Regions from separate parts of the Homo sapiens genome. Here all the other regions are linked to region 1. A link is an interaction called in ENCODE POLR2A ChIA-PET data of the cell type or tissue named here. Cell type or tissue: CD4-positive, alpha-beta T cell. All regions are shown on one strand. Region 1 overlaps SLC30A7 (solute carrier family 30 member 7). Region 2 holds the start of LOC102723784 (a long non-coding RNA gene). Region 3 has its middle 86 kb from the start of DPH5-DT. Region 4 has its middle 35 kb from the start of LINC01307.

Region 1 (2,500 bases):
CTATATATAGTTTCTCCCTCATACATGTAAAGATAAATGCGTAGTTTAGACACAGACCTTTTACAAGAATTTTTCTTATGTGTTGCTCTGTACCTTGTTGTCATTTATTACCATTGAATCTAAGCCTTTGCTGACAACTTAGTCATCCAAAACTTAATATTGACTTAAAATAATGACTATACTATTACCTTTCATCTGAAACCTGTGAATGCTCTCTGATGCTGACCAAGCTTAATAATCTACATATAGTAGAAGTTCAATAATTTTTTTAAAAATGTGCCTAAAAATGATTGTAAAGAAATACTGCTAACAGTGGTTATGTGACCTCTGCGTGTTGTGATCCTAGTTTTTCTTTACTTCATATGCTTTCCACTATTTTCAAAATTTTCTACCATGATCATATTTTATAATCAGAAAACTATTAAAAATTTTCTTACAAAGAATATGTCATATGCATAATACAAACAAAAATATTATGAAAAATAAAATAAAATAATCTCAGAATAAAAGAAAAAATCCAAAAGAAAACCCACAAAAATATTAACATGGGTCTCTTATGGTAATTTTTCCTTATCTTTTTCTATATTTTACCAAGTTTCTTTGTCAACATAATTATTCCCATAATTAAAAAAACTACTTTTAAATATGCAATTTCATTAAATCCTCAGCCTCTTCTCTAAATAGCCACATAGCATGTTCATGCTCTACCTGAAAACTGACCAATGGAGGGCACTGTCTTCCCTAGAGCACTATTAAGAAGCGCCGTTTTCTCTCCTACACTCCAGTACTGTTGGGGCTTGTGGTGAGGCAGATGTCCTTCTTGCTTGTCACTACCACTATTTATCACAGTTCCTACTACTTCTTCCCTACAGCACAGTTTCCTTAAGGCCCGTGCCATTAGATCATTACACCCTCTACCCATCTTGATTACCAGGGTTACAATTCCTGATTGCCCCCCTTCAGTCACTGAAAAATTTGGTAATGGGCTTATTATCTTTCCACCTCTACTCTTTTCATTATTCTTGATTTAAATTATCCATGTGGGCAATCCACCCATCATCAGGTCTCTATATGCTAAGCTTATCTTCTGCCCCTATAATCACACCTTAAGCCTTAAGATCTCAATTCCAAGCATCTCATAATCTGAACAACCCTTTCTATTTCTGGATCAATTCCCCTAATACCTCCATTCTTAATACTTCTTCCCAAACAGGGAAGATAGGCTCAGTGGATTAGATTGACCCTATCTTAGGCCACTAAGTGGATTAGACCACTGAACCTAACACTTTTTTTTAAAGCATGCATCAATTACCTTTATATCTTAATTTCTCACCACTCTAATCCCTGCCTTGCCCCTTTCTCACTGTCAGTACTCACCTGACAAAACCCCAAACCTGTTAAATCTAACTCTCTGTCTATTCCATACCTCTTACCAAGTAGCTGAACAAGACTGAAGAAAAACACAACTATTCTGGTTGTTTGCACTTTAAATTCATGACCACAAACCTCAAAGTGGGCCCTCTGTGCTGCCAGGCAATCACACTGCTCCCCTTTACAGCAAAAGGCTTTGAAAAGGAGTTGACTTAGTTGCTATCTCCATTTCCTCCCCTCCCATTCTCTCTCGAAGCTACTCTGTCTGATCAGGCTTTCATTCTCATCACTCTTCTTAGTCCCAGCAGCATTTAGCAGAGTTGATTAGTCCTTCCTGTTTAACAGGTTTCTTTACAAGGCTTCTAAAACAACATATGGTTGTATCTTTCTTCCCACCTCGCTGGTCATTCCACTTTACTCTTCTTGGTTGCACCTGCCTCCTGACCAACCCCAGGGCTCAGTTCTCAGGCCTCCCCTCCTCTATCAATACTCGGTCTCAGAATAAACTGTCTATTAAATATGGCTTTAAACAACATATATAATCTGATGACACCCAAATTTCTATCTTCCACCCCAACCTGCTCCCTGAACTCTAGAGATGCAGATATATAAACATGTATCTACCACTCTCTGCCCTGCTCATTGCGCTCCAGTTACACTGCCCTTCTTGTCATCCTTGTATCTGGCATGCTCCTGCCTCAGTGTGTTTATACTTGAAGTTCCCTCACCAGGGATATTCTTCCTCTGAACAGTCCCATATTCCTCTCCTCCACCATTTAGTCTCTGCTCCAATATTACCCTATGCAGAAGACTTTCCAAGCCCTTCTAAAATAGCATCTTAGCCTACTCTATGGCATTTGTCACCAACTGACAGTCCATTATCTATTTGCATGTTCGTTTGCTTTATTGACTGTCTCCCTATTAAAATGTAAGCTCCATGAGGGTAGGCTATTTGCCTGGCACAGAGTGGGTACTAAAACATTTGTTGAATTTTAAGATACATGAAACTTTTCTGTTACCTTCAAAGGGTGGGCTTATGAGAACCTTTTAATAGGTAAGTTATACATTTCAGTAATGTTTAAAATTTTCACAATAAGAATGTTAATATAGTTTAGATATGTGTGCCTGC
Region 2 (2,500 bases), 380 kb before region 1:
TTATTCTAAAGTCAAGATAACAACTCTGCAGTTACAAACCATCATTTAAATGTGTATACACTACACACTGGAGACAACCTGGCCCTGAGGAGCAAAACATCATGTGTGTTCATTGCCTTGAATCTGTCACCACAAAACCAAAACCCGTGCTCTCAACGATTTCACTCTTCCTTTTCCTGTCTCTCCTGCACAGTGAAGCCTTTTCCATTTGAATTTCTTGTTTAGAATAAATATATGAGCATCCCAGTGTAAACTGAGAACAGATGTCCCTTGTATATTCTTAAAATTATAAAACATGTCTCTCCTACACCTATAGGCATTTGTTTCCTAGTACAGATCTCCACACAATCCCCTTCCCTGCCCCCCTCCCCTGAGAGAAGGAAATGCTCTGGTCATTTAAAAATGAATGAAGCCTTATTATTTTGAACTACATTTTTTGGAAGATGCAATTTTCTGTTGGGATGAAATCTGCAGAACACGACTGCAGAAAGGTTTCTAGACTGCTCAATAGCACATACACACAGTATAATAAGGCACCTGGTATGCTGATTCTTTTCAGGAGTTAAATATTTCTCTTTCCCTGTAGCTCAAACAAATGCAAAAATCCCCCAAATCGTCCTGTGCCCACTACCCCCAAAACCAGACTTCCTGATGGGGGTGTGACTTGGTGTCAAGATGAATATGCAGTGCTAGAGAGAGAGAAGAGGACCAGTGGGGAGGTTTTGTTTTTCTTACCCCCATTCCCCGCCCCAGTATTCAAGGCTGTACTAAGTTCTGGCCCTCACGGCCTCTTTCGTGCAAAACCCCGCTGTGCAGGGACTGGGGCCGTGAACAGCTCCACAATGAGGGACTCCAGGGAAGCTGGAGGAGAAACGGGGGACACAAGTGCAACACAAGAGATCAAAAGGTGGTCGCCGGCTAAAGGTGACGGGTCCGAATGAGGAAGTGGGTAGGGGGCCTTCCCTGCCCACACGTGGCCGTGACCTCCGCAGAGGGCTGCAGGAAGGAGCTCAATGCGGAACCGCGAAGGCTGCTGCAGCCCTCAGATCTAACGCCTTTGACGCGTTGGAGCTTGTCAGCGATAAAACCTGACGTGTGAAAAAAGAACAAAGGGAAGTCGGAAGGCTAGTGTATATCAAAGGAAAGGGGCTCCACGAAATGCTACAAAGAAATACTTCAGCCCAAAATGTTTTCGCAATTTGAGACGCTGATGCAGCCGCCGCTGCTCCACCTGCAACTCTGAGCGTTGCCTTCTCTTTAACTGCCACTTTGATACCGCAGCCTTTTGAAGTCCTTTTTCCTACATGTATTTGTAATTTATTTCTGCAACAGCTAGAACTTACTGTGGCTGCTGTTTACCCTCTAGTTGGGCTCTACTGCGAGGCAAGGCAAAAGTCAGGTCCGTCGGCGCCCTCTCCTGGTAAAGCTGCGAAGCTGCAGCAAACAGAGCTAAATTGGTATTTTCCCGTTTGCTGCGGCAAATTTTTATTAAAGTGTACCCTATATTTATGATTATTAAACTTTAGTGTTCGCCAGAATCGCCTGCAGGCCTCCTTAAAACAAGATGTCTAAGTCCCCACCCCCACCTCCCCCCCCCCCCCGGATTTCTGATTCACTAGGTCTGGAGTGGAGCACAATACATTTGCATTTCTAGCAAGTTCCCAGGTGATGCTGGTAGAGCACACGCCCAGAACCACCGCCAGGTACACAAGTCACTGGACAAGGTGGGAAGGCATCTTACTCAATCAATGGACCTTATTCTAAAGCGGGAAGGGCACTGAGAGTAAGTAAACTGAAAAAGGTTGCTACTTGCCAGAGTCGTAAGGGATGAAATATGTTTTCTCAGTCGCTGCTCAGGGGTTTGTGGCTGAGGCCCCAAAAACAAAAGACAGACTAAAAAGAGAAAAGCATATGAATTCATTTAAGTTAAAATTTAGGCCAGGCGCAGTAGCTGACACCTATAATCCCAGCACTTTGAGAGGCCAAGGTGGGAGGGTCGCTTGAGCCCAGGAGTTCAAGACCAACTTGGGCATCACAGGGAGACTCCACCTCTACAAAAAATAAAATATAGCCAGCCCTGGTGGTGCGTGCCTGTGGTCCAAGCTATATGCGAGGCTGAGGCAGGAGGATGGTTTGAGCCCAGGAGTCGGGAGGTCAAGGCTGCAGTGAACTGTGTTTGTGCCACTGCACTCCAAGCCTGGGTGGCAGAGCAAGACCTGTCTCCAAACAAATTTTTTAAAAAAGTTTTACCTGACATAGGAGCCTTTGGCAATGTCCCAGAGGAACAGGGAAACCTGTGTGTTTTCATTCTTAGGTTTGATGAAGAGAGTACAGTGCTGTGAAAGTATGATTGGACAAGGGGCTGTGATCTAATGGCAATAAGCCGGAGGGAACTTAGCAAGGCTTGTTTGTTCAGATTCTTCACGGCATTTCTGTGTCTTCTGCTCCTTTCCTCGAGGTATAGGGAGGGTATCTCTCAAATGAGGAGTCTACGACCTGC
Region 3 (2,500 bases), 180 kb before region 1:
GTGTGGTGTTATTTCTGAGGCCTCTGTTCTGTTCCATTGGTCTATAGCTCTGCTTTGGTACCAGTACCATGCTGTTTTGGTTACTCTAGCCTTTTAGTATAGTTTGAAGTCAGGTAGCATGAAGCCTCCAGCTTTGTTCTTTTTGCTTAGGATTGTCTTGGCAATGTGAGCTCTTTTTTGGTTCCATATGAACTTTAAAGTAGTTTTTTTCCAATTCTGTGAAGAAAGTCATTGGTAAATACATATATGTATGAATATATGATATACATATATGTAAATACAAATATATAAATGTATGTGTGTATACATATGGGAAGAAGGAAAGACAGCTAATTTGTTACTGGATAGTTCACTGTACTCTTTGTATTGTTACAACAGACATTCATTACTTTTGTGTTTTTAAGTTCATTTTAGCATTTAAAAAAAAAAGCTGTGGAAGAAAATAAGTGAGAGAGGAAAGAAAAGGTCCAAAGACATTCAGCACAAATCTAAGAGTTAGAGTGGAAAAGAGGACTGAAAGATATTTGCGAGTTAACAACAGTAAAGAGAAGAGTGCATAGATAGTTGGTGTTGAAGACTTTAAAAAAGACTGATAAAATGATTACCTGAAAGTGGCCAATGAGGTTGGGAGATGGGCAAGCTTTGATTAAGCAGTTTGTTGAGAGCAGGGCCAGATTGCATTTGCTGAAGCATGAAATTAAAATGAGGCCACAGAAGCAGCAGTGCAGTTAGTTACCAAGGAAAGAGTTTGAGGCAAAGGGAAACAGAGCACACTTGTAATCTAAGTCTGGAGAGCTAGTGTTCTGATAAAGATTAAAAATGCAGAAGGAAAAGGGTGTAACTGTGCTGCTTCATCAGATATATTTAAATTTATTTTAAAAAGGAATCAATACTGTATGCACATTTATATTTGATTTCAAAAACAAATGTGCTTTTGCCAACAGTTACATTTGATTACAAAGAATTACATTTGGGGGCTCTTACAACTAATTTTTAATTCCCAACTTTGCCATTTTCAGACAAAAACAGGAACCGGAAAGAAGTGGCTGGGCAGGCTGTCTGTGGTGTGACGCACGCTGCTGGCCCAGACAGCTGTAGTAGATGTTGTCTTGGTTCTCATGAAATGCAGTCTTCTAACGTTGGATCAAACACCCTTGATTGTTCAAAGTGACCGAAAGTGTTAGAATAAACCACAACAACTAAATCCGTTGGCAGTAGTGTAACTCCACCCAAAGGTGGGTTCTAACATACTACAAGTGAACACTATAGTTACATGTATTGTACACCTCTTTGGTACAGAAGTTAGACTATTTTTATGCAAGTTGTTTGCACACACACACACAAGAGAAAAATGTGTCATTTTAACATATATCTGATTATGCATTTAGGGATAATGCAAGACAATGTTTAGTTGTTAAACAGTTTCCTTCCTCATTATCCATCAGAAACATATCAACAGTGGCATGTGGTTAGAAAATGTTTGTTAACATTAAATTGTGATTGTTAACATTAGCCTAAAAAGGGCAAAACTATGGGATATCCTTCCTAGGAGAGATGGCAGAGCAGGAAGGCAGAAAATACATTGTAAACCTGCACGTGACTTTAGATTATCTGTGAAACTACATTTAGATTATTTGTCATTATACATAATGCTAGCAGAAGGCTGACTATATTTAACACAAAGTTACCCTATCAAAATACCTTCCCAAAATAGATCAACCTTACTTTGCCATGTTGAATTACAAGACTATAGAAATTACAAGCTGTTGCCATAGCCCTTTTGGTATTCATGGAACTATAAGAAAATGTATCCCCAAAATAAACTGTCTAAATTTCATAATGGGCATCTTCTATGGTAGTCTTACCTTTGGTTGGAGTTTAGAGTATGTAACAGTATAAAGAAATAAGGTTGGAAAAGATAGGATAGGGCGGGTTACGGAGAGCCTCGGATGAAGTATTTAATATTCTTGGTTTGTCAGGCACTCGGTGTTACCTTTATGACTGCATTTCCCTTTGCTTTGTTACTATTGGGCCAGTGTTCAATTGACATATTTATTTTATTATCCTGTAATTATCACTCATGGAACTATCTTTCCTTCCCAGATTATAAGCAATTGGAAGAGCAGGGGAAACTTCTTTATTCTGAAATATTTTATTCTAGAGCCTAGCATAGTGATTGGTGATCAGAAAGAGCTCAATAAAGGCCAAAAGAAATAAATGAAAGGAAGAAGGCATGCATGTGTGGACTCATGTGGTATGTGTATACTAGGCTATGAAAAGCGGCATTAAAACAAAGAGATGTTTTCAGATAAAATTGTCAGGGTGGTACTCTGGACTCTCTCCCGTGACTCTTTTATTTCTCTCGTGAAATTAGGCTGATATTTATCATGGCACTGCCTTATACATCTCTCCCTACCTTTAGGCCTGACCCCTCAAAGCAGTGTGGGACATAAGAACCAACACTGAAGCATAGTCTGGGGGGTCAAAGGCTGGCTCAGAA
Region 4 (2,500 bases), 360 kb before region 1:
GGATCTCTTGAGCCCAGGAGGTCAAGGCTGCAGTGAGCTATGATCACACCACTGCACTACAGCCTGGGTGACAAAGTGAGACCCTGTCTCTAAAAACATTTAAAAGAGTAAAAGTAAAAAAGGGTCAATGCCCTTACAAAAGAGATTTCTAGAGCATCTAGTCAAATTTTATATATCTATGTCTGAGCATACTGAAGAATAAGTGAAATGTTATATGAAACTGCAATATATAAATAGATAAAAAGAAGCATTATAGAACTGTGTATGATGTTATTATTTGTGTTAATAAAAGAAAGAGGTGGGGCAATATGGGGGAATATCTCCAAAAATATAGATAATAGATTGTGACATTGGTTTACTCTAATGTGGGGCAGATTAGTGAGGAGACTTTTTGCTATGTGCTCTTTTCTACCTCTTGAATTTTGAATCACTTACATGGATTACCTATTCAAAAATAAAATTTTTTGAATTAACTTTTTATAGTGGGGCCTGTTCTGGTTAAAACAGTCTGGACCTTCCTTTTCAACCTCTTCCCCTCATCCCAAGCCCTCACACCCAGACAAAGATCCATGAAGATTTCTAAACCCATGATGTTCCTCAGACGACGCCTCCCCCACATGGGGTTTGGTGGAGAACTGCTAAACCATTTCACTCCCACATTTTTGTTTTCTTATTTTTTGTAATGACAGGTCTCACTATGTTGCCAAGCCTGGTCTCGAACTCCTGGCCTCAAGCAATCCTCCCTCCTTGGCCTCCCAAAGTGCTGGGATTATAGGGGTAAGCCACCACATCTGGTCCAACCGCACATTTTTGAGCAGCCAGAACTGATAGAGAGAGAGACCCAGTGACTTGTTCAAAGTCACACAGCTAACATATACATCAAAATCTGATTATTTCTCCAGTGTTTTTTTTTCTTTGCCCCCTCAAACATTTAATCCTTTCAACACAGCCTCTCAGATACTTGATGAACTTCTATACCTATGCCAAAGAGATAGCATTAGTACAAACACAACAACAGCGGCAGAAAAAAATGTACGGACCAGACACCAACTAAGTAAACACAAGCCGCCCAGTCACAACATTAATTATACAACAGCAACAGTCCTCACCACTTGTGAGCTGTTTACCACTGCAGTATAAAAAGGTTTATGTAGCTTATCTGAGTGTTTTGTGGCATGCGTCACAAGACAAACATTTGGAAGATGAAAGCTCCATACACAGATTTCTTTGGTGCTGGCACAGCCCTAATGACCACTAGGTGGCAGTAATGTCCTAACAACAATACTGCTGCTGACCTAGAACCCTTAGAAAGTGTAACAATGAATTAATATCACACAACTGACTACACATCTGAATACACAGCCTTAGTACAAAGCTCCAAATAATTCATTCGTTTGATAAGTTGTGCTACCATTGTAACAGCTAAGAATGTTTTAGTTTATGTCACAAGTAGGCTCAAATCAACAGCCTTTGGGCAGAATCTGGTCAGCAATGTGTTTGTCTAGGGTAGTATTTGGTTTTGTTGTTTTGTTTTAATCTGTAATGCTTTTTGGCAAGCCCTCTCTAATTTGCCAGAACTCCCATCATTCTTCAATATCTTATTCCATGCCCCACACATGTGTATGGCCCTGGAAGGCATTTGAGATTGGGATCCCTGCTAGAATATCTTTGTCTGAAATACACAGTGACTGTGCATTGCAGTCTAGCTGGTCTGGTCAACTCTCTTGGGCTTTTCCACCTCCATTTATTTATTTATTTATTTTGGAGACAGAGTCTCACTCTGTCACCCAGGCTGGAGTGCAGTGGCATGATCTCGGCTCACTGCAACCTCTGCCCCCAGGTTTCTAGAGATTCTCCTCCCTCAGCCTCCTGTGTAGCTGCGACTACAGGTGCATGTGCATGCTTTTTTTTTTTTTTTTCAGATGGAATCTCCTGTCCCCCAGGCTGGAGAGCAGTAGCGCAACCTCGGCTCACTGCAACCTTCGCCTCCTGGGTTCAAGCAATTCTCCTGCCTCAGCCTCCTGAGTAGCTGGGATTATAGGAGCCCGCCACCACCCCCAGCTAATTTTTGTACTTTTAGTAGAGACAGGGTTTCGCCATCTTGGCCAGGCTGGTCTCAAACTCCTGACCTCAGATCATCCACCTACCTCGGCCTCCCAAAGTGCTGGGATTACAGGCATGAGCCACCATGCTCGGCCCTCCATTTATTTTTCCCTAAGTCATTTTGGAACTGTCCTCACAGAGTCGACAAGAATTGCATGCTGGGTTCTGAACAGAAATATAGATGTAATGAAATATTAATCAAGCTGTAATTTGATCCACTTTCTTGTTGCTGAAAATAACGTAGCACTAGATATTGATCATTGGCATCCCCATCGTTCCTATAGATAGGATTTCTTTTTTTATTATTATTATTAATTTATTAATTTATTTTTTTGAGACAGGGTCTTACTCTGTCACCCAGGCTGGAATGCAGTGACACAATCGCAGCTTGCTGCAG

Evidence for each region. Peaks named below come from ENCODE experiments on the same cell type or tissue, not always from the same donor. Only the 100,000 strongest peaks of a DNase experiment are listed, where the experiment ranks them.
Region 2: POLR2A ChIA-PET joins it to region 1 with 10 read pairs; 9 of 35 experiments call an interaction of 5 or more read pairs at or near these places.
Region 3: POLR2A ChIA-PET joins it to region 1 with 10 read pairs; 7 of 35 experiments call an interaction of 5 or more read pairs at or near these places.
Region 4: POLR2A ChIA-PET joins it to region 1 with 15 read pairs; 11 of 35 experiments call an interaction of 5 or more read pairs at or near these places.

Annotation. Positions count from the first base shown.
Region 1 is chr1:100,926,591-100,929,090 of GRCh38, reverse strand. All of the region lies in intron 8 of SLC30A7 (solute carrier family 30 member 7), which reads right to left. Among named protein-coding and RNA genes, the nearest start is that of SLC30A7, 32 kb to the right of the region's middle. In CD4-positive, alpha-beta T cell, no CTCF peak of the experiment used is centred here; DNase peaks (open chromatin) are centred at 750 and 1,560; H3K4me3 peaks cover 1,300 bases; H3K27ac peaks cover 2,500 bases.
Region 2 is chr1:101,308,332-101,310,831 of GRCh38, reverse strand. It overlaps LOC102723784 (a long non-coding RNA gene), which reads left to right and starts at 1,677. Exons shown (of 6, transcript XR_947643.3): 1 at 1,677-1,783; 2 at 2,459-2,500. RefSeq lists a silencer at 1,245-1,539. In CD4-positive, alpha-beta T cell, a CTCF peak has its summit at 1,424 (motif pointing left); DNase peaks (open chromatin) are centred at 121 and 1,261; H3K4me3 peaks cover 2,035 bases; H3K27ac peaks cover 2,500 bases.
Region 3 is chr1:101,110,835-101,113,334 of GRCh38, reverse strand. No RefSeq gene overlaps it. Among named protein-coding and RNA genes, the nearest start is that of DPH5-DT, 86 kb to the right of the region's middle. In CD4-positive, alpha-beta T cell, no CTCF peak of the experiment used is centred here; DNase peaks (open chromatin) are centred at 734 and 1,114; H3K27ac peaks cover 2,144 bases.
Region 4 is chr1:101,287,366-101,289,865 of GRCh38, reverse strand. No RefSeq gene overlaps it. Among named protein-coding and RNA genes, the nearest start is that of LINC01307, 35 kb to the left of the region's middle. In CD4-positive, alpha-beta T cell, CTCF peaks have their summits at 1,031 and 1,231 (motif pointing right); a DNase peak (open chromatin) is centred at 1,255.